2 separate regions of the Homo sapiens genome follow, and region 1 is linked to region 2. Evidence: chromatin loops called from intact Hi-C (ENCODE). Cell type or tissue: HepG2. All regions are shown on one strand. Each heading gives the region's core, and the rest is flanking DNA. Links, peaks and the distances in the headings are about the cores only.

Region 1 (10,716 bases), core at 1-8,000, 190 kb before region 2:
TCAGTCCAACAGCCTTGAAGGATTGAATCCTGCCAGCAACTGTGTGAGCTTCAAAGTGGATCCTTCCTCAGTGGAACATTCAGATGAGACCTCAGCCCTGGCTGACATCCTGATCACAGCCCTGTGAGAGTCCCAGAAGCAGAGGCCCCAGTTAAGCTGTGCCCAGACTTCTCCCCCAACAGCCCAACAGCTCTTGAGTGAGTGAGACAGAGCTGACTTGAGTCCTGGGGTCACAGATGCTTACAGGGTCTGTGACTTTGGCATGTCCTGAGAGGGCTGCCTACCTCTGAACCTTGGAACCAGGGTGAGGTCATTGGGTGTGCTGCTGCAACAGGGTGGTTGTAAGGATCAAAGAAGATAATGTGGTCAGAGTGCCGAGAGTAATGCCTGATATGGTAGATAGTAAATGGTCAATAAATATCAGCTGCTAATACTAACTTTTAAATATTTGTGAATGTCACTTTCCTGCTCAAAACCATCTTGTGGCTCCCTGTCTCACTCGAAGTCAAAGCCAAATCTGCACCTTGGCTTTCAGGGCCGGATCTGGCCCTCATTCTCTTTCCAGCCCCATCCCCCTGCCCCCTCCTCCCTCCTGCCCCAAGCCCCTGCTTCTCTTCCCTGTGTTCAGAACACTCTCCCCTGAGCTCCTGGAGTGGCTCCTGCCCTCACATCACCTTGGTCTCCCCTGTGACCACCTCAGAGAAGCTTCTGGACCACCAACCCACACACCCCTTCCCCTCTTCCCTCAGCCTGTGCAATGCCTTGTTTCTCTCCATTGCACCTACAGCCTCCAAAATTATGTTGAATATCTCTTCCCTATCTGTGTGCGTGTCCACCATCTGTCCACTGGCTTCCCAGGTCCCCAAGGTTAGGGACTAGGTCTGTCTCACTCCTGGCTGTGTGCCCCGCACTTAGCACAGAGCTGGGCTCAGCACAGGCCCTGGAGAAATATTTGTTGGACAAATGAATACATCATAATTACTGTGTTGTGATAATAATTCTCTTCCTCCTTCCTCCCCTTTCTGGTGGAGACACGAGGTGACTGGAGCCCTCCGGGAGAGTCTGTGGAGGAGAAAGCCTGGCCACTGGGGGGTGTGGCATGCCCAGGAAATCTCTGCGCAGCTCAGCTTGGAGGTGGCCCCTCTTCAGCCTGGCCTCTCTGCTGAGGAGTTGTTGCCCAGGGTGCCTTCAGGCCTTGGTGCTCTGACAGAGAGGACGCTCTGGGACACAGCTGATGTCCTTGCCACCTGACCCTGAGGTAGAGTGTGGCCTTCATTGGTTGGGTGGGATGAGGGCTGGGCGAAACTCAGGGGCCTTGGTTCTGGGACACCCACTGGGAACCCTTTATAGCTATTCCCCTATAGCCAACAAATGAAAGAGGGCTGCTGGGTGCTGACCTATGATCTGGACAGACTAAAAGCCTCAAACATCAGGGGCTTCTGAGCCCCCTCGCCTCTGTTTGGCTGTACTCCTCAAAGCCCCCTTATGCAGCACTGATGCAGGATGGGGAACTCCTGAGACGGAGAGAATCCTTGGGCTACTAACTTCTTCTCCTGCTTTCCTTTGTCTGAATCTCAGTTTTCTCCTCTGAGGGATGGGCAGAGCCAGCCTCATGCAGCCTGTGTGGCTGGCATGAGGGTTAGCAAAAGCAAGGAGTGAGAAATGTTCTGGCACAACACAGGCCTTCCCAAGTGTAATGGGGCAGACGGTGGGTGGGAAAGGGCCGGTTCTCCTGGATACTCCATGGGGATTCCTGCCCTCTGTCCTGGGGTGGGAGGTGGCATCCCCTGAGCCCAGGCTCCCAGCAGCTCCAGCTAGTGCCTCATTTGGCACCAGGAGCAGGTCTGGGCCTTCCTGGTGCCAGCCTGATGCCAGCCTGTGAGTGCTGCTGGGAGAGGCCTCAAGAGGCTGAGGCTGGTTCAGCAGGCAGCTCTGTGGGGAATCAGTGGCCTGGGGTGATTCGCTATGACAGGTTGTTGACAGTGCAGCTTCCAGGGTTGCTCACGGTCACTGGCGGAGCAGCCCCAGCTGCTGCCTCTGAGTGAGGAAAAGAGAGAGGCGGTGGATGGCCGCCATCCACGCAGGCATGCCACATGGCCTCTGCCCACACGGTCTCAGAGCTGCTTACTGGAGGGCAGCGAGCCCAAGCCATGACACTCACGGCTGCCAACCCCAAAAGTCATTTAGCCTCAGAGCCCTTGATCAAATAAGACAGAGGCAACATCAGGACCTTCCTTCCTTCTTTCAGTTCATATTTTCTGTGTGCCTACTATGTGCTGGGGGGTGCTAGGAACACGGTGGGAGTAAAATAGACACAGCCCTGCCCTTATGGAGAGCACAGTGAGATGCATGTTAGACAGAGAACACAGACAAATATTTAATCATGGCCATGCTAACGGTTAGAAAGGAAAACAGCAAGCTGCTGTCCAGATAGTGCTCTGACCCAGGCTGAGGGCTCATCCAGGCCTAACCTGGAGGATAAGTCTTGGTTAGGTGCCCTACAAGTGGAACCTGAGGCGTGGATCTGTTGGGGTGGCAATTGGGGAGAAGCTGGGAGAGAAGCAGGACGGGGTGGGTAGAAGCAGAGAAAGAGGTGGTCCCAGCCTCAGCCCCGTGCCACAGTGGTGGCGGGGCGAGGGGGGATTGGGAACATCAACTGTCCAGGGAACAGTCCCACCCTGTGGGAGGTGGCTGGCCTTTTGTAGCCCATGGTGGGCAGCGAGGTCTGCCTGATTGTCGCCTATTACAGAGGTGACTCTAGTTTGTCCCAGGGCAATTCTCTGAGGGAGGTGTGCGGCTGCCTTCCGTGAGTGGCCAACACTCCCAGCTGCTGGTGATGCCCCTCCAGCAGGATGTGCCTTCAGGAGAGGTGAGCCAAGGGGGCATCAGCTGCATCTACTAAACAGGCAGAGAGGTCAGCATGTGCAAAGGCGAGGGAAAGTTGGGTGCAGTCAGGGAGGAGAGGAGAGCAGGTTTGGAGCAAGAGAGATGATGGGGACTGTGTCTGGAAGAAAGGCTGGGCTGGGCAGAGCTTTTCAAGGCATGGCAGAGATGCTTGATTTTATTTGGGATGCCCATGAAGGCAGTGGACGTGGGTGCATGGCCATATTGGCAATTTAACAAGAGCGCTTTGGCTTCTGAATGAAGGAAGAATTGGAGTGGGTTAGGAGACCGGGCAGAGAGACCAGCTTAGAAGTGATGTGGTCTTCAAAGGGGAGATGGGGGTGGCTTGGTCTAGCGTGGATGATGTGGGGATGGTGCAATGGGATAATTCAAGAGTTATGTAGGAGGAAGAACTTAGGAGGGGTTAGGGATGCCTATGCAGAACCCAAGAGGAGAATCCAAGTAGGAAGGTGAATGCATGTGTCTGGGGCTTGGAAGGGAGGTGAGACCTGAAAATAGATTTTTGGCATAGAGATGTCTTTGGAACCTCAGGAGTGAATGAGACCACCCAGGAGGAGAGAGTAGAGTGATCAGAGAAGATGGAGCCTTGAAGAGCTTCAATATTATCTAACAGGTGAATAAAGGATGAGGAAGCAGCAGAGGAGACTGAGGAGGGGGAGGGAGGCAGGAGGAGAAGCAGGAGAGTAGGACACCCAGCAGGGGAGGACAGAGCACTGGAGCCAGGTGAGGGCAGTGGCGGGCTGAGAGTGTGTAGAGGAAGGAAAGCTCGGCCAGGCTGCAGGGAGCCTCTAAGCACTGGAAGGGCTGGGGGAGGGTGGATCAGACAAGTAGACTTGTGCATGCAAGGCCACTGAGGTGATGCTGGAGAGTGGGAGGTGTGATGAGACAGAGATACAGAAGGGAACACTGAGGCCTTGAATGACAGGCTGTGGGGTGTGGACTTCCCCCTGTAAAGTGGGATAAACCAGATGAAATGGTCACCTTGGAGAAAGCTGGGCATTTTCCAGGAGCCCCAGGCTGGGGACAGACCATGAGCAGCTCAGAAATGATCCTGCAGGCCCGGGCTCCCGGTCCATCATGATTCCTTGGAGTACTGCCCTGCGGACGGGGCCCAGGATTAAATTCCCTTCACAGAAAGTCACTATGTGTTTGATAAACTCTTATCAGACTGTGGCTGTGGGCTTGTGCCATGTCACCCAGATCTCTAATTTCATAGTCCTGGCTCTGCCAAAGACTGGCTGTGAAACCTGGACATGTCTCTCCCCTATCTCCATCTAAACAGGGCTGCAGAAAGAGGAGGAGTCAGTCAGATGCGCTGACTCATGCCTGTAATCCCAGCACTTTTGGAGGCTGAGGTGGGAGGATTGCTCAAGACTGGCTTGGGTGACGTAGCGAGACCCCATTTCTATAAAAAATTAAAAATTAGCCAGGTGTAGTGGTGCATGCCTGTGGTCCCAGCTACTCAGGAGGCTGAGGCAGGAGGATCACTTGAGACCAAGAGGTGAAGGCTGCAGTGAACTATGATTGTGCCACTGCATTCCAGCCTGGGCAACACAGTGAGATCCTGTCTCAAAAACAAAAAAAAAGGTAAAAAGATAAAGAAAGAGGACTCGACTGGCTGCTTTCAAGCTGTTGGTTCTAGGGAAGCACTTCTGACGCTCTGTCAGTGTCTGATAAAGACTTTGTTTTTAAAAATATGTGTGTATTTTAGGTTTTTCTTGATTCAGTTATTTAGTTTTAAACCTATTTATTGCCTAAGTAATTAATGTTTGTTATAGACCAATTGAAAATACAAATAGGTGTAAGGAAGATATTTCAAATTGCTCATAATCTCACCACTTTCTGTAATAGTTTGGTATATGTCATTCCAGATATTCTCCAGTGGTGTTTTTTTTTTTTTTATTAGAGTTTGGTGGTGATTCTTTTCTCCCTGCCTCAGGGGATAGATTCATGATACCCCTTTATTGAGCCTGGCTACTCAAAGATTGGTCCAGGGACGGCTGCATTGGCAGGACCTGGGAGCTTGGTAGAGATGCAGAGTCTCAGGTCCCACCTCAGGATTGTAGAATCGGAATTCACATTTTAAACAAGATTCCTGGGTGATTCATATATGTGTATTAAAGTTTGAGAAGCACTATTCTGGAACATTAGCTTATACTTAGACTTAATTTTCTTGGACAAGAGAAAGGGAACATTTCTGAAGTTGGAACAACTAGACATCAAAAGGAGACCCTTTGACAAAACCAGATAAACTAAAAGGTTCTTTTTTTTTTTTTTTTTTTTTTTAACTCATAAGCCCACAGAAAGATGGAAAATATCTGAGGGACTTTTCATTTACTTTATTTATTCATTTATTTTAGAGATGGGGTCTTGCTGTGTTGCCCAGGCTGGAGTGCAGTGGCTATTCACAGGGGCGATCGTAGTGCAGAACAACCTTGAACTCTTGGGTGCAAGCAATCCTCCTGCCTCAACCTTCCAAGTAGCTGGGACTACAGGCGTGTGCCACTGCACCTGGCGTTTACCCCAATTATTTAAAAAGTTTCTTTTTCTTTCTTTTTTTCTTTTTTTGAGACTGAGTCTCACTCTGTTGCCTAGGCTGGAGTGCAGTGGTGCAATCTCGGCTCACTGCAAGCTCCGCCTCCTGGGTTCATGACATTCTCCTGCCTCAGCCTCCCGAGTAGCTGGGACTATAGGTGCCCGCCACCAAGCCCAGCTAATTTTTCGTATCTTTAGTAGAGACGGGGTTTCAACGTGTTAGCCAGGATGGTCTCGATCTTCTGACCTCCTGACCTCCTGATCTGCCAGCCTCGGCCTCCCAAAAAAGTATTTTTAACTATTAAAAAAGAACAGTGATAGAATGCTAGAACTTATTCCTTCTATCTAGTAATTTTGTATTCATTAACCAACTTTTTTTTGTGTTTGTTTGTTTTTTGTTTTTGTTTTTCCTGTGAAGCTTTTATTTTGGGCAGAGGGCAGGGAGCTCAGTCCTTCCTGGCAGCTGCTTTCTTCATGGCCGCCAGGACGTGGCTCAGCTCCTCTCTCTTCGTCTTGGCATAGATGTGTGTTAAGCAACCTCTTTCTATCTGCCTTCCCTATTCTTCCCAGCCTCCAGTTACTACCCTACTTCCTGCTCTAGCCTACCCTCTACTTCCATGAGATCAACTCCTTTAGCTTCCACATATGAGTGAGGGCAAAGGATTTAGCCTTTAATCCTGCAGTATTTCTCTTTCTGTGCCTGGCTTATTTCACTTAATGTCGTGTCTTCCAGGTCACCCATGTTATTTCAAACAACAGGATTTCCTTCTTTTTTTAAGGCTGAGTAGTATTCCACTGTGTATTTGCTTTATCCATTCGTCTGCTGATGGATATTTAGCTAGATAGGAGGAATACATTTTAGTGTTCTTTGGCACTGTAGGGTGACTATAGTTAATAATAATTTATTGTATATTTCAAATAGCTAGAAAAGAAGATTTTGAATGTTTTCAACACAAAGAAATAATAAATGTGTAAGGTGATGGATGTGCTAATTACTCTGATTTGATCATTACACATTGCATATATGTATCAAAATATCACTCTGTACCCCATAAATATGTATAATTATTATGTATCAATTATAAATAATTTTTAAAAAGTGATTGAAAACCTCCCACACATGCAAATATATAATAAAATTTTATACATTGGAAATGAATAACACATTGACATTTGGGTCTTCATTGATTGTAAAAAGTAAATGTTAAGAACTTTTTTTTTCTTTTTTTTTTTTTTAAGATGGAGTCTCACTCTGTCTCCTAGGCTGGAGTACAGTGGCATGATCTTGGCTCACTGCAACCTCCGCCTCCCAGGTTCAAGTGAGTCTCCTGCCTCAGCCTCCCGAGTAGCTGGGTTTACAGGCATGCACCACCACACCCAGCTAATTCTTGTATTTTCAGTAGCGACAGGGTTTCCCCATGTTGGCCAGGCTGGTCTCGAACTCCTGACCTTAGGTGATCCACCTGCCTTGGCCTCCTGAAGTGCTAGGACTACAGACGTGAGCCACTGTGCCCAGCCAAATGTTAAGAACTTTTAACGTAAAAGATAAAACACATTTGCACTAACAAGCTACTGCTTTTATTTCTCACACATAGGCATTCTGCTTAAAACTTCATTTGAAACAAGAAGCTGCTGAAAATCTTTGAAAACCACTCAGTGATAGGACTTCCAGGGGCCCTTCCACGGCTCTGTAATTCGGTTAGATAAAACATTATAATGATCAGATGTTTTTATTTTTAAAATACACATCTTTTAGCAGACCATAAAGCCACACACAGATTAGTTGAGCTTGTTGTGTGGCTGGATAAAGTCAGCTGGAACTTGATTTAGGGGAAGAACACTGAACTGGAGATCACAAAGCCTGGTTCTCATTCTTGCATTGCTTGGCCTCCATGTGACAGTCAGAAACCCATCCCTAATGAGGTTGAGCTTCAGGTGTGGCTATATCCAGGTGCTCAAATGATGTCCCCAAGATTCAGGCTTTCTCTCTCTCTGGTCTACTTCCTTCTGCCCTGGTCCCATCCTCAGACAGGCTCCATTGGCCTCTAGAAGCTCCCAGATGATATCCTCATAGATCCCAGTCCAGAAAAAAAGGGAATGTGCCTTTCCCCAGTGGCCCATCAAAAGTCACAGGGCTATGTGATTGGACTGGTTTATATCATGTACCCACCTAGAGCCTATGACCATGAAGGGGTGGGATGTGGGTGGAGGGTGGTCAAGGTGGTGGCAGAATTCAGGGACAAGTGAATCCTAGACCATGGGTCTTCTAACCCAGGAGCTTGGGAGGGAGACGAGTGCCACCTAAACCACATGGCCTAAGTAAGTTGGGATCCCTTAGAAAAATTAGGGTACTGTGACCAGAGGATTGGAGAATGGATGCTGTACCCAAAGTAACCAAGCATTAAACAAAACAAAACAAAACAAAACAAAACAAAACAAACACCTGTTTCTAAACTCAGTTTCTCTACCTGCCTTGAGAATGAGCAGGTTGTGAGGGCCCAATGAGAGGAGGAAGTAAATGATGAGCACTGTTACCTGTTACTTGGAGCCCTATTACTGAGGGGAGCCCCGAGCCCAATTACTCAGAGCCCTGTTACTTGGCGCTGACAGGAGCCCCGAGGCACCTTGCTGCTAACAAACATAACACGCTTCACAAAATGTTCACCCTGTCCCCCATGAGACTGGTCACTGATAAAGAACTGGTAGAAAGGTTCTTTCCTACAAATCCAATTCCAGTCGGCTTGGCTGATGCTTGGCCTGCTCCTCAGAGAGGCAAACATGCCCATTTGCTGGGGAAATGCAACCCAGGGGCGTTTTCTCCTCCTCTCTCTACTGTGATCTTGCCTTTCAGAGCCAGTAGGGGTTCAGACTTGGAGTTGCTGACATTGTCAGCCCCGGAAGAAAAGTTGTGAGGCTCAGCCAGATCTATTTATGCCAGATTTTACAACATCATTGAATTATTTGCACTCAGAACTGCTGATGTTCTGTTGTTATTGTTGTTTAAGTCTACACATAGGCATTTTGGAAGGCACCAATGAATGGGCATCTCTTTATAGTTTCTGAGGCAGAAAAAGGAAAAACTTTTTTCTCCCCTTTATTTAGGAGAAAAGTGAGTGGAGTGGGGAATACAGCCTTCTCCTTCCTGCCTGCCTGTCCCTCTTTCACCTGGGGTAAAATCTGCTTCTGAAAGCCTCCCCAGAGCCCGCTATGAGGAAGGAATAGCCCCTCATCTGTGCACCCTGGCTATTGACTCAGCAAGAGCTGCCATATTTCCTGGCTTCCACTCTGCTCCGCCATAAATCCACTTTCCCCACCACAGCCAGAGTGACTTTGAAATACACAGATTTCCGGGCCAGGGGCAGTGGCTCACACCTGTAATCCCAGCACTTTGGGAGGCCAAGGTAGGAGGACCAGGAGTTTGAGACCAACCTGGGCAAGATAGTGAGAACCCCATCTCTGTTAAAAACAAAACACATGGATTTTTCTGTGGGTGGTGGTACGTTACAAAAATAAAAACAAAAACATAGATTATAGATTGGATTAGGCCACATCATCGTCCTGTTCATAACCCTTTGGGGGGTCTCCCATCTCAGATCAAGCCCAAGCTTTTTTCCTAAGCCTACAAGGCTCAGTGTAACCTGACCTCGTGCTCTTCTCTGACCCCGATTTCTGCCACTGCCTACTTCTACCCACTAATCTCCAGACATAATTTGCCTAATCTTAGTCCCTTGAACATGCCACACTCTTCCTCCATGCAGGCCTTTCACACATGCTATTCCCTTATTCTGGAATGCTGTTCCCACACTCTTCATATGGCTGGCCTCTTCTCATCTCTCACCACCTCAGAAAGGCAACCCTAAACTGCTCCAACAAGTCCCCTTTTAGTTTCTGTCTTTATTTATATATATATTTTGAGATGGAGTTTTGCTTTTGTCGCCCAGGCTGGAGTTCAGGTGCGAGATCTCAGATCACTGCAACCTCCACTTCCTAGTTTCAAGGGATTCTCCTGCCCCAGCCTCCCGAGTAGCTGAGATTACAGGTGCTCACCACCACACCCAGCTAATTTTTTGTGTTTTTGGTAGAGACGGGGTTTCGCCATGTTGGCCAGGCTGGTCTTGAACTCCTGACCTCAGGTTATCCACCTGCCTCGGCCTCCCAGAGTGCTGGGATTACAGGCGTGAGCCACTGCACCCGGACCTCTTTTAGTTTCTCTTATAGCACCCTGTGGTTTTTCTGTTTCTGATAAAACACATCACATTTGCAATTCCGTATTTATTTGTCTATTGTCTGCCTTCCCATAAGACTGAGAACTTCCTGAGGGCAAGAGCTGAGTCTATTCTGTTTTGTTCACTGGCACTTGACATGTACCTAATACATTTTTGTTGCCCAAATGATTAGACGGTTGAAGTCCTCTCTTGTGGAAGGCAGGACTTCCTTCTGTGTTCTTCCTTCTGGCAGTGACTTATTTCTCCTCCCAGGAGGGGATTGGAGAGAGGAGGTTTTGTCATGCTTCCCTCTGTCCCCCTCAAGGCACTCAACATGGTATTTGGCCCACCATGGGAGCCCAGTGGAGGATGATGAATGAATTCACATTAAATATGTTCTTCCTCTTCCCCCCAACTGCACAGCCAGCTACTCCTGGGAGAGGCATAAATAGTGACCTACAGGCCGGCTGCAGTGGCCCACACCTGTAATCCCAGCACTTTGGGAGGCCTAGGTTGGTGGATTACTGGAGGCCGGGAGTTGGAGATCAGCCTGGCCAACACGGGGAAACTCTGTCTCTACTAAAAATACAAAAATTAGCCAGGCATGGTGGCACATGCCTGTAATCCCAGCTTCTTGGGACGCTGAGGCACAAGAATTGCTTGAACCCTGGAGGTGGGGGTCTCAGTGAGCCAAGATTGTGCCACTGTGCTCCAGTCTGGGCAACAGAGCAAGACCGCCTCAAACAAAAATAAGTGACCTACACCATGAGACTTTGGAGTTGTCAAGCCTTTGCAAAATCTCAAACTCTCTCTTCTACTGATGTGAGTACTGTAGTGCCTGAGAGTCCATTACAACAGAGCAAGGGCAAGGTCTAAGAATCATCTTCCAAGGTCAGCACACCTGGAAGGGGTATTGCCTGAACTGAGCCTGGTAATTTCCTCCTGGGATGGGGAGGGTGGGGAGGGTGGAGAACACAGTGACAGCGCCCCCTGCCCCAGGCTTTCACTTCACCAGATATCCATTAAGCACAGTGATTGTTAGGGTCCACAGGGACTTCAGATACAAACAAGA
Region 2 (10,999 bases), core at 903-8,902:
TCCCTGAGGAATGGAGAATTTTGCTTTTCATTTTGTACATTTTTAGGTTGTTTGATTTTACAAAAAATGAGCATGTGCTACTTTTTGTATTTTTCAAAAAGGTGATGTATTTTAAAAGTGAATGACAGATGAGGAAACAGCATGTGTAGGCAACTGTATGGAGAAGCTTTATCAGAAGGAGTGGAGAGAGAAGACAGCAGCCAGAGGGTGTGGAGTTGGGGAGACTCGATGCGGCCGAGGACCACCTACATCTGAATCTCTTGGGTGCTATTCAAAATGTAGACTCCTTGGGGTTTCCTGAGCCTGAGTCAGAACCTTTCTGTACTAGGCAACAGCTGGGCCGACTGGACCCTGAAGGAAAGGAGAGAGGAGGGTGCAGGAGTTGGAGAGGGATGAGGGGGGAGGAGGGCACTCCCCATTTGTAGTGTAGCGGGACCTAATGAGCGACCCTACAGAGAAGCCAGTGCAGGCCCTCACTCATGACAAGCTCTCGCTCCATGGTTCTCTCTCCTCTTCCCACATCCCCATAACTGTGGCTGCTTAAACTTGCAAGCGGATTTAGAGCTACCCTGGCAGTCACTGACACCTGCCTCTCTTGAAAGGGCTGCTAGGTCCCACCACCACCCCCCCCCCCCGCCGTAGAATGGGTAGAAGAAGGGGCTGTAGAAGTGACCTCTAGACTGTGCTGACCAGTAGAACTTTCTGATGATGGAAATGTTCTGTGTCTGCATTGTCCCCTCTGGGAACCTGTGGCTTAGAATGTGACCACTGGGACTCAGAGACTGCCTAAATTTTAAGATATATTTTATTTGAATGAATTTAAATGTGAACTTAAATAGCCCCATGAGGCTAGTGGCTACCTCATTGGACAGCACAGCCCTGGACGCATGGAGAAGATCCTGTGTGTCAGGCTAAACTCCATCCTCAGTGGGCACAGTCCTGGACCCATGGAGAAGACCCTGTGTGTCAGGCTAAACTCCATCCTCAATGGGCACAGCCCTAGATGCATGGAGAAGACCCTGTGTGTCAGGCTAAACTCCATCCTCAGTGGGCACAGCCCTGGACCCATGGAGAAGACCCTGTGTGTCAGGCTAAACTCCATCCTCAGTGGGCGCAGCCCTGGACCCATGGAGAAGACCTTGTGTGTCAGGCTAAACTCCATCCTCAATGGGCACAGCCCTGGACCCATGGAGAAGACCCTGTGTGTCAGGCTAAACTCCATCCTCAGTGGGCACAGCCCTGGATGCATGGAGAAGACCCTGTGTGTCAGGCTAAACTCCATCCTCAGTGGGCAAGCCCTGGATGCATGGAGAAGACCCTGTGTGTCAGGCTAAACTCCATCCTCAGTGGGCACAGCCCTGGATGCATGGAGAAGACCCTGTGTGTCAGGCTAAGCTCCATCCTCAGTGGGCACAGCCCTGGATGCATGGAGAAGACCCTGTGTGTCAGGCTAAACTCCATCCTCAGTGGGCACAGCCCTGGATTCATGGAGAAGACCCTGTGTGTCAGGCTAAACTCCATCCTCAGTGGGCACAGCCCTGGATGCATGGAGAAGACCCTGTGTGTCAGGCTAAACTCCATCCTCAGTGGGCACAGCCCTGGATGCATGGAGAAGACCCTGTGTGTCAGGCTAAACTCCATCCTCAGTGGGCAGGGAGGCGTCAAAGGAGTGCAAAGGAGTGATTCACAGCAGGTGGTCATGGAAAGAAAGCTCTCCCCCACAGGAAGTACTGGTTAACCGTCTTTGGGGCCTGTCCAGAGCCCCCTTCCTTGTAACATAGCTGTGTTCAGGCTTGGTTAGCCCTGGCTGGCCGCAGCCATGGCCATGGTGGGGAATGATCATGGTCTTCCTTCTAGATGGTTGGATCAGAGCACCTTCTTGTGATGTCACAAATCGGGGCCTTTCTAGCCTTCTTAACCTTGGAGGTTCTGCTCAGCAGCTGCTACTGGCGTCTCGTCCTCTTGGCTCTGGGTCTGGGGCACTGGAAGGTAAACTCCCTGCTGAGTTGGAGGCAGCAGCATTGAGTGGGTGGCTGTTTTCCAGCCAGGATTTACCCAGGGCTTTATGGCTTGCAAAGCCTTCCTCACAGGGCTTTGTCAGGCATTTAATATTCACAAAAATGTGGCCAGGATCAAAATTATTATTATGGGGAAACTGAGGCCAGACTGTAAAGTCCACAGGTCAGGTTCTTTGTGGCTCACTCTTGTATCCCTGGGCCTTTTGCACTGATTGGCACATGGCAGATCCTCAAGAACATTTTCCAGGTGGATGAGGTTCAGAGGGGCCATGCAGCTTGGCCAGAGGGCACACAGCCAGAGAGGCAGGGATTCTGTTCTGTTCTGTCCAAGTCCCCACCTCTTTTATGGAGCCAGGCTGTTCTGTGTCTTTGAAGAGAGCCTCTGCCCTTCAGAAAGGGTCCTCACCTTTTTCCTTTCTGTAAATTAAGTCGTACGCATGGTTAAAAAAAAAAGAAAAGAAAATCCAAAATAGTACTGAAGGTATGCAGTACACAGGAAGCCTCCGCCCACCTCCACCTCCCAGCTTCCCCCTTTGGAGGTATCTGCTGTAGTGGGCTCCTCAAGATACTTCTAGCCATGCTCTGTTTGTGCATGCTTATCCCTGCACAGACAGCAGAAGCTGTCTTGGCCAACAAGACCAGGAAGCATTGGTATTTGCAGGTTAATTGAAAAATTCATTTAAGGTGGAGAACCATAAAAAAGTGATATAGAGGCTGGGTGTGGTGGCTCATGCCTGTAATCCCAGCACTTTGGGAGGCCAAGGTGGGCGGATCACAAGGTCAGGAGATCGAGACTATCCTGGCTAACATGGTGAAACCCCGTGTTTCCTTCACTAAAAATACAAAAAATTACCCAGGTGTGGGCCTGTAGTCCCAGCTACTCAGGAGGCCGAGGCAGGAGAATGGTGTGAACACGGGAGGCAGAGCTTGCAGTGAGCTGAGATTGCACCACTGCACTCCAGTCTGGGCAACAGAGTGAGACTCCGTCTCAAAAAAAAAAAAAAGGTGATATAGAAGCCAGGTGCAGTGGCTCATGCTTGTAATCACAGCACTTTGGGAGGCCAGAGTGGGAGGATTGCTTGAGCCCAGGAGTTTGAGACCAGCCTGGGCAATGTAGCAGGACCCCATCTCTTAAAATAACAACAGTAACAACAAAAAACTAGCCAGGTTTGTGATGTGTGCCTGTAGTCCCAGCTACTTAGGAGGCTGAGGCGGGAGGATGGTTTGGGGCCAGGAGTTCGAGGCTGCAGTGAGCCATGTTTGCACCACTGCACTTCAGCCTGAGCGACAGAGCGAGACCATGTCTCTCAGCAACTACAATGAAAAGTGATACAGACCTTAACTTAAGATTTTCTTTTAACTTAAGATTCATGTATACATCTGTCTCCGCACCTTGCTTTCTTAATACATAACTTTTTAAACTTATCTTGGAAATCATTTCATATCAGAATGTATAATCTTATTGTTCTTCATGGCTATCAAGCCTTCTGTTATAAGGATAGACCATCATTGCATTGATTCCTTACTACTGGGCATTTAGATCATTTGTGGGCTTCTGCCTGTGGTCGACTTTAGAGCAACAGTGTGCATTTCTGCTTCCACCCCTTGCCCTGTGCCCCCGACACACACTGCACATCCTGATATGATCACCAGGTGTGGCTCTGCTATTTTTCTGGCAAAGCTGGAGTTTTTCCTTCTGGCTGGTGTCTACAAAATCGAGGAGGAAAGCAGCTTCAGGGGGAGCTTGTGGTTAAGTAGGTGTGAACTTTCTCTGTGGATCCGTTGGGACCTTTTGGATTTCAAGCCCTTGTCAACTGTTTCATACAGTCAAGTTCTTGGCTTGTGTAACCAGGGAGTGGACTTCAGTTACAGCTGGATCCACCAGCCCAAACTATGTCCCAGGACAGCAATCTGTGTCTTCATCTCTGCTTTCTTTTAGATTGGCTTCATCCTTAGGCACACCCTTCCCAGGTAATGGCAACTTGGCTCCCAGCAGTCCAGACTCCCAGCTTCAGTTGTTAGAGAAGAAAGTTCCAGCAAAAACCCAGGCGGAGCTCCCATTGTTTTGACTTGGGTCACATCCCGGAACCCATCCCTGTGCCTCTGACAGTCCTGGGTCACATGCCTGTCCTGGAGTGGAGGCTGGGATCACCCCCGTCCCCGCATCCCTTGAACCTCCCTAATGAGAAACTGACTTGAGAGGAGAAGGCTGTAGAAAGCACACTGTATGGGTGGAGCCAACAGCTGTGGATGGCCTGGTCCCTGGAATCAGAATCACTGAACAAGGCTCTGGTCAGCAGCTGGCAAGGCTGGGTAAGGACAGGGCAGCTAGGTAGCTGACCATTGACCCACCCATTGCCATTGGATCTTGGAAGAACCTAGGTGGTTTGCCACCTCCTCCATGCAGCCCACCTGGGTTACAGCCTTCCTTTCAAGCTTCTGACCTCTCTATGATGATCATAGGTTGATGATTTTTAACCCTCAAGGAGTGAGTAACAAGACACTTTTGGGAATCCACCAAATCTCTTGTGTCTCTCTCCTTAGATAAATGCTCTTACATCCGTCATTCCAATTTCAGGGCACCTATGGCCCCAGGTTAGGAACTCCTGTTTTAGTTTTTATGGCCCCCCCCCTTTTTTTTTAAGACTTAATTGCATTACTTCACTCCTTTTTCCCTATGTGATCTCCCAATTTGAGGGGTGCATAGAGCTTAGGACCAGGCTTCAGACTTGGGTTTATACTGAACCGTGTTGACGCTGGGCCTTAGTTTTCTTACCTATAAAAAGAGGAACAGAATGCCCACCGTTTGGAGTTGTTTCAAAGATTAAATGATGAAGTAATGCATATGGCCACTGAAGTGTTAGCATGCAGTGAGCACCCAGCAGATGTACTCAGTAGCCCTTTAAGGCCTCTGGATCTGCTGCTGTGTTCTGAAAGATTCCCAGTAAACCGGTCTCCATTTCTTTGGGGCCGAAAATAGCACCTGGAAGGGGCGTGATTGCCGTTTGTCAGAAGAAGATGTTGAGAGGGGACATCACATTTGATTGCTCAGGAGTTCCCCTGAGATGATTGCTCCCCATTTATAGATGGGAAAACCCAGCCCTAGGGAGGTTTCAGGGGCTTCTCTAGGTGTCTTGGAGTTAGTTTGGTTTAGCTGTGAGTGCCTTTTACACTCTGATCTCGGGACACCCCTCACTTATTTTATAAGCTGTACCTCCTCCTTGGCCAAGGACAGGCCACAGGTGACAGCTCCCTTGTGTGTTATGGCCCTTTGGCAGAGTCCCCGATCTCAACTGAGTCCTTTCTGGCCCCAGATCCCAGCCATGGCTCCGCTACCTGCCTGGCTGGACACCAGGTCTGGGGTGGTGGGTATTGTTCTGGTAGAAATGTGAACTGGTGCTTTGCTTTGAGTATATTAAGACACAAAGTCCCTGTGGTTAACAGCAAATTAATCACAGTGTTAAGGAGGGCCTGTCTCGGGTAGACATGACTTCATGAGCTTGTCATAAAACTGGCCTCTGCCATATTTCACTCCCCAAGATTTTTGACTTTCAGAAAAGGAACCGCAGATAGAGTTACCAAGTTTTACAGAAATATTTTTACTGGGCAGAAGATTGCTTTATGGCGAGAGCCAGTTATTTCAGGAGACAAGCAAAGAGCCCTTTATTCTCACGTTCTGTGGGAGGAAAATATGATGCCAGAAAGCCCGCTTCTTGGATGGGCCCTTTGAGGGGGTGGGCTGCATTTTTTTGGAGTTGGGAGTGGGTGACATGAATTGGCTTGCGAAGGCCTGGGGGGCCCCTGAGCACCCGCCTACCTTTTCTTAACCATCTCTGGGGATTTGGGGCTTATTTTGCAAGCACACGGAAGCCTAAGGGTGTTGAACAGGGAAGAGACGTGGTTAGCACTGGGCTTGAAACCAGGACCGCATATCAGAGAGGGGAAGAAACTGAGAGTGGTAGGCCAGCCTATGGGGGGCCCCAGCTGGAGACACAGGAAGTCCAGGTTAGAGCTGGTGCTGCCATTTCCCAGCCATGTGATTCTGTCATTTCTTGTTGTAAACTGGGGATAACAGCAGGACCTGCCTCATGGGCTTTCAGGAGAATTAAGTGAGAGCATCTGTGTCAAGCGCTTCCTCATTTATTCAGTCCATAATGTCTATGGTGATCGTTGGCAGCGAGAGAGGGGGGTCTTCCTTCATCCACATTCCTGAATCTACTCATCCCACAGCTTCCTTTGCTTGTGCCTTTGAGTGCAGTGGGCCGGCGCACTGGGAGGTTTGAAATCTGGGCCTCCTTAGCAGGTTGGAGATTTATGGGCCTCATTCTTTGAGCTCCAGTCAGCACCTCTGTACATGGAAGGGACTGTTCTTTCTTGGAAATTAGGGGGAAACAGATTGGCTTGAAATTCTGCCCCCCCAGAGGATGGGACTGACCTTTGTGTGTTAGGACTGGGTGCTTCTCTCCCCCAATGTGGAAGAAGGATGCATGCTAGAAGTTTTGTCTGTGTCTGGAGCAGCCGTGTGCCTGATAAGGAGATGGCTCCCTTGCTCCCGTCTTGCTTCTGACCATAATCCCTTTAAGTTGGGCAGTTGGAGAAGGTTGATTTGTCTCCTTCTCTTCCCCACCTTCCCTTCATTATTTAGAATGTGAGGGAGAGTTTATCTGGTTCTCTGGGAGATCTATCATCTCAGCTTTGGAACAGCATCCAGGTTTACAGAATGGAATCTGGTGCCCAGCGCCTTCTGATAAATATTTTGGGAAGTCAGATTCCGCTGACATTATAGTCTATGGGTTGGGCAGTGGATGCTTTCCCATGTCTGGGTGATTGAACTTGGACTATCCTCATACCATGCGCTGTGCACCAGCTTCATGCTACAGCGTTTTAGCGCCCAGAATTCTGGCCCCTTTTCCTGCTTCCAAGGTTCTGCTTGTGCAGTTTCGCCCATGAGAAATGCACTTATTGCTTCTGTGTTCCCTGCAAATACATACACCCCTGCTTTATCCTTGGCTCTCTGCTTCCTTCTTCCCTTTCATGCTGCCTCCAAGTTCACTCACGCCCTCCCTGAAGCCCTCTCTGAAGCTGCCCTCCTTGTTCTTAAAAGCTTCCACATGGCTTTGCTAACATCTTTGTTCTGCCCTGGGTTGGCCAAGTCAAATAAGTAGACCCTGGGCAAAATCCATGGTCTGTCAAGCCTCAATTTCCTTACCAATAAAATGGGATGGTAATAATAGAACCCATATCCCAGGATGAGTATGAAGATTAAGAGAATGGGTGAGAAGCCCCAGAGCCTGGTGTGCAGTAGGGTTGGTAATTATTTCACTCCTCTCCTCCCACTTAGATTGTAGGCTGCTTGAGGGTAGAGGCCAGTTCTTACTCCTTGTTGTATCTTGTGAGCTTTTTAGCATGGTGTCTTGTCTGTAGGAGGTCCAAGAACTTATTAAGTGGAACCCTCTGGTTAGGAGTGATGGGGTTCCTTGGATGGAGGAAGTCCCGCATAGGTGGATTTTCAGGAGTTTTGGGGAAGATGCAGAACATTGCTTTAGCAGAGTGGTTGGAGCCGGGCGGGCACTGCCTACCATGGCAGCCTCTGTCGTGATGCAGCCACTGAACGTTTGAAATAGGGCGGGTCTGGATTGGGAGTGCTCAGGGGATTTCAAAATCTTAACGTAGAAAAGGAAAAGTATGTCAACTTTTTTTTATTAATAATTTAAAAAAATCACATGTAACGATAGTATTTTGAAATGTCGGTATTTTGGATATATTGGCTTAAATAACATTGTTAAAATTAATGTCACCTGTTTCTTTGTTTTTTAATGTGGCTACTAGAACATTTAAAATTACATGTGTGGCTTGTATTCTGTTCCTGTCACACAGCACTGGCCTTGACTCCATGGGGATGATGTTGACCCCAAGGAGGCAGAAATTGGTTCTTGGGGGGCAAAGGAGTCTTAGTCTTTTTAAGTATAAAACACAGATATACATCCAGTATATAAACAGATCCACAGAATACCTGTGATATTAAAATGTTATGGTCTACACAGGCTCTGTATGAAGAGGGAAGATAATGGGAACTGAGATACACTGTACTGGCCCCAGAGATAGCCAGGACCGATTCAGATGCTGGCCCTGCCACTTACTAGCTGTGTGACCTTTGGGCGAGTGCCTTAACCTCTCTGTGTCTCTGTTTCTTCATCTGTAAAATGGCAGTGAAAATGGTGCTTAGCTCGTGAAGCTGTCATGTAGATCAGATGAGAATGCCTGTGAAACACTTAGCTCCGTAGCTAGCCACAGAAAGCAGGTGATACGTAGGACAGTTATTATTCACGTGCTATGTGACAAGCTTGGCCAGCCTTTGGAGGCAGAACGGGGTAGGACTTCCACTCCCAGGATCTATGGAGTGACCATGTCTATTAGCCTTGGTTTTTCCATCTGGGAAATGTGTTGCCAGGAGTGCGGTAACATCTGTACAGCACCTTGTGCTGAGGGTGGAATGTGGCTGGCAGGTATTGGAGTGATGTAGCCCCCACCCCAGCCATAGCAGCCCTGTGCCAGGCACAGGGAGGCTTCTGCACTGAGGGCTGGCTGGTGGTATCCTTCACTGGGCTCATGGCGGACCCTCCTGGGTGTGCACCTGTCCCGCTGTCAGGGCCAGGCTGTGCTGGACATCTCCTCCCTGGGGCTGCCTTTGAAGGGAGAGCTGAGAGGAAAGTGGAGGGGAAGGAGGGGCTGCCCATGGCCTGCTCAACACAGACAGTTGGATTAAAGGTCCCTTTCAAGGCCTTGGAAATTGTCAGTGACATGGGCTCTGGCCTAGGGGGCTGCAGGTGGCAGCCCTCCTATAACAAACCCAAATTCTGTCTTTGGAGATCACTGTTTGAGAGACACAGAGGCCAGGGCTCTGCCTCCTGTGGGGAGATGTGATCCGGAGAGGGGAAGGTCAGCAATGCAGCCAGGATGAGGACGAGCAGCTGGCCGCACAGCCTGGTGGAACCAGGGTTTGTGCACATGGAGGCTTTGGGGGTTGGTAGGGACCTTGGGAGTTTCAAGTGCTCCGAAGACCTGGGTGCCCTCCACTCACTGCCGCTCACACACCCAAACAGCCTGTCGGAAGCAGCCTTCCCCACCAACTCTTGAGACCCATCTGCGCTCCCAGCCTCCCAGTCCCAGTGACGGGCTCTCCATTCATCTGTTGCTCAGAGAGGCATCCTGGGGGGTCATTCCTAACTCCTCCCCTTCCTTCCCTGCAGAGCTGCCAGATGGACACCTTTCGTCAATCTATGACTCTGTGAATCTCAGATTTGCCCACTGCTCACCATGGTCCCCATCCTCTTCTAAGCCATCATCCTGTTGCTCCTGGAGGACTCCAACAGCCTCTGAATTTCTTCTCCCTGCCTCAGCCAGGCTGACTTTGCAGAACCCAATGAGATCCACTCCCTCTCCTACTTGAATCTCTACTGCGGCTTCCCACAGTCCTTAGAGGAACATCTAAATTCCTTCCCATGGTCCATAAGGCTGAGCACAACCTGCCCCTTTCCTGCTTCTCATCCCCGGCCGCCCTTCACCTCACTCCGTCCCAGCCGCCCTGCTCCCTTCTGGAACACACCCATCACATGCCCAACTCGGGGCCTTTGCACGCTCTATTCCTGCAGCTGGAGATGCTTCCCAGTACTCTCCCTTGTTCTCCCCAGCTCACCCTCCAGGATGGAGCTCTCACATGTGCCTTGGAGCAGCTTTCACTGTGGTTCCTTCTCCTAACATCCTGTTCCTTCTGCCTCCTTGGAATGCTCACCACCATTGGTCATTTGTGACTTATTCATGTGGCAGTTGAGTTACTGCTCACCTCCCACAGGAACAGCAAGGAGTTGTGGATATTGTTATTCACCTGTGGTGGCAGGGGGCAGGGTATTGTCACCCCTCTGGTGGCAGGGGGCAGGATATTGTCATTAACTCCTGGGGCTCCACAGCCTTGCACAGGGCCTGACACATATAGGCATCTGTTAATCCTTGGAGAATGAAAGTGCTTTGCTGTGTGCTTTGGACAAGTTCTTTCAATCTCTGAGCTTCAGCTATCCTGTCTGTAAACTAGAGGGTGGGGGTAGTTGCTTCCATCTTGGATTTTTTTGGGGAATGAACCCCGTGTGTTACGTGGGCCTGGCTCGATGGCTGGGGGTAGTGGAGTTGTCTGCTCCGCCCTGTCTTTTGTGCTCTAACTCAGGGGAGGCGGCAGATTGGTGAGAAGGGGTTCAGGGGATCTGCTGTGGGACTCTGGGAATCAGAGAAATCCTCTCTGCACCAGTTTGCCCATCTCTAAAAATGAGTGCTGACCACCCCTATGGTTCGTCTTCTTACCCAGCTTGGGTGCAGCACGGTGTCCGGGCTTGAGCTTGTCCCTGAGTCCGACAGAGACAGATCCAAAGCCAGTTTCTTTCAAGCCCAGGAGATGTGGAGGTTAGAAAGAGTGCTGACCAAAGTCAGTCTCTGGAGCCAACAGGATCATGAGGTCGGAAGGGGTGCTGACCTGCCCCGTGCAGAAGAGGGTGGGAGAGTGGGCTCTGGAATCAGATGAGTTTGAGTTCTGGGCCTGCTGCCTAGCAGTTGTGCAAATGTAGGCAACTTTCCTAATGTTTCTGAGGCCTCAGTCTCCCCATCTGTAAAGCGAAACTAGTAGTTGAATCTTCCTCCTGGAGTTGGTGTGTGAATCAGTAAAACTGTGTGGCCTGGAGGTGCTCAGTAAGGCTGCTCTTATGACTAATTATCATTCCCTCCAAGAAGAAAGTCCTTTCTGGAAGTCTTTTCCCCGCCATGGGAAGGTCTTTGTTATTTCTTTCTTTGCTGGAACCCGTACCTCTACCTTCAGCACCACACAATCTCAATCCCTGTGGTGCCCCCCTGCACCCTGTCTGGTCTCCAGGTGGCTGAATGACTCCAGCTGGAGGGTTGCTATGGAGACCTCCTGATGCTGAAGTTGCCCTGTGGGC

What was found. Peaks named below come from ENCODE experiments on the same cell type or tissue, not always from the same donor. Only the 100,000 strongest peaks of a DNase experiment are listed, where the experiment ranks them.
Region 1: a loop joins it to region 2, with 4 times the contacts of the local background. A loop is called at or near these places in 3 of 110 quality-filtered maps.

What each region holds. Positions count from the first base shown.
Region 1 is chr16:50,371,235-50,381,950 of GRCh38, forward strand. No RefSeq gene overlaps it. Among named protein-coding and RNA genes, the nearest start is that of BRD7, 7.6 kb to the left of the region's middle. RefSeq lists a silencer at 3,504-3,798. In HepG2, for the core only: CTCF peaks have their summits at 1,089 (motif pointing right) and 3,623 (motif pointing right); DNase peaks (open chromatin) are centred at 297, 1,097, 1,977 and 3,637.
Region 2 is chr16:50,562,364-50,573,362 of GRCh38, forward strand. The region is part of intron 3 of NKD1 (NKD inhibitor of Wnt signaling pathway 1); the gene reads left to right. Among named protein-coding and RNA genes, the nearest start is that of NKD1, 19 kb to the left of the region's middle. RefSeq lists enhancers at 8,377-8,878, 8,879-9,378. In HepG2, for the core only: no CTCF peak of the experiment used is centred there; no DNase peak of the experiment used is centred there.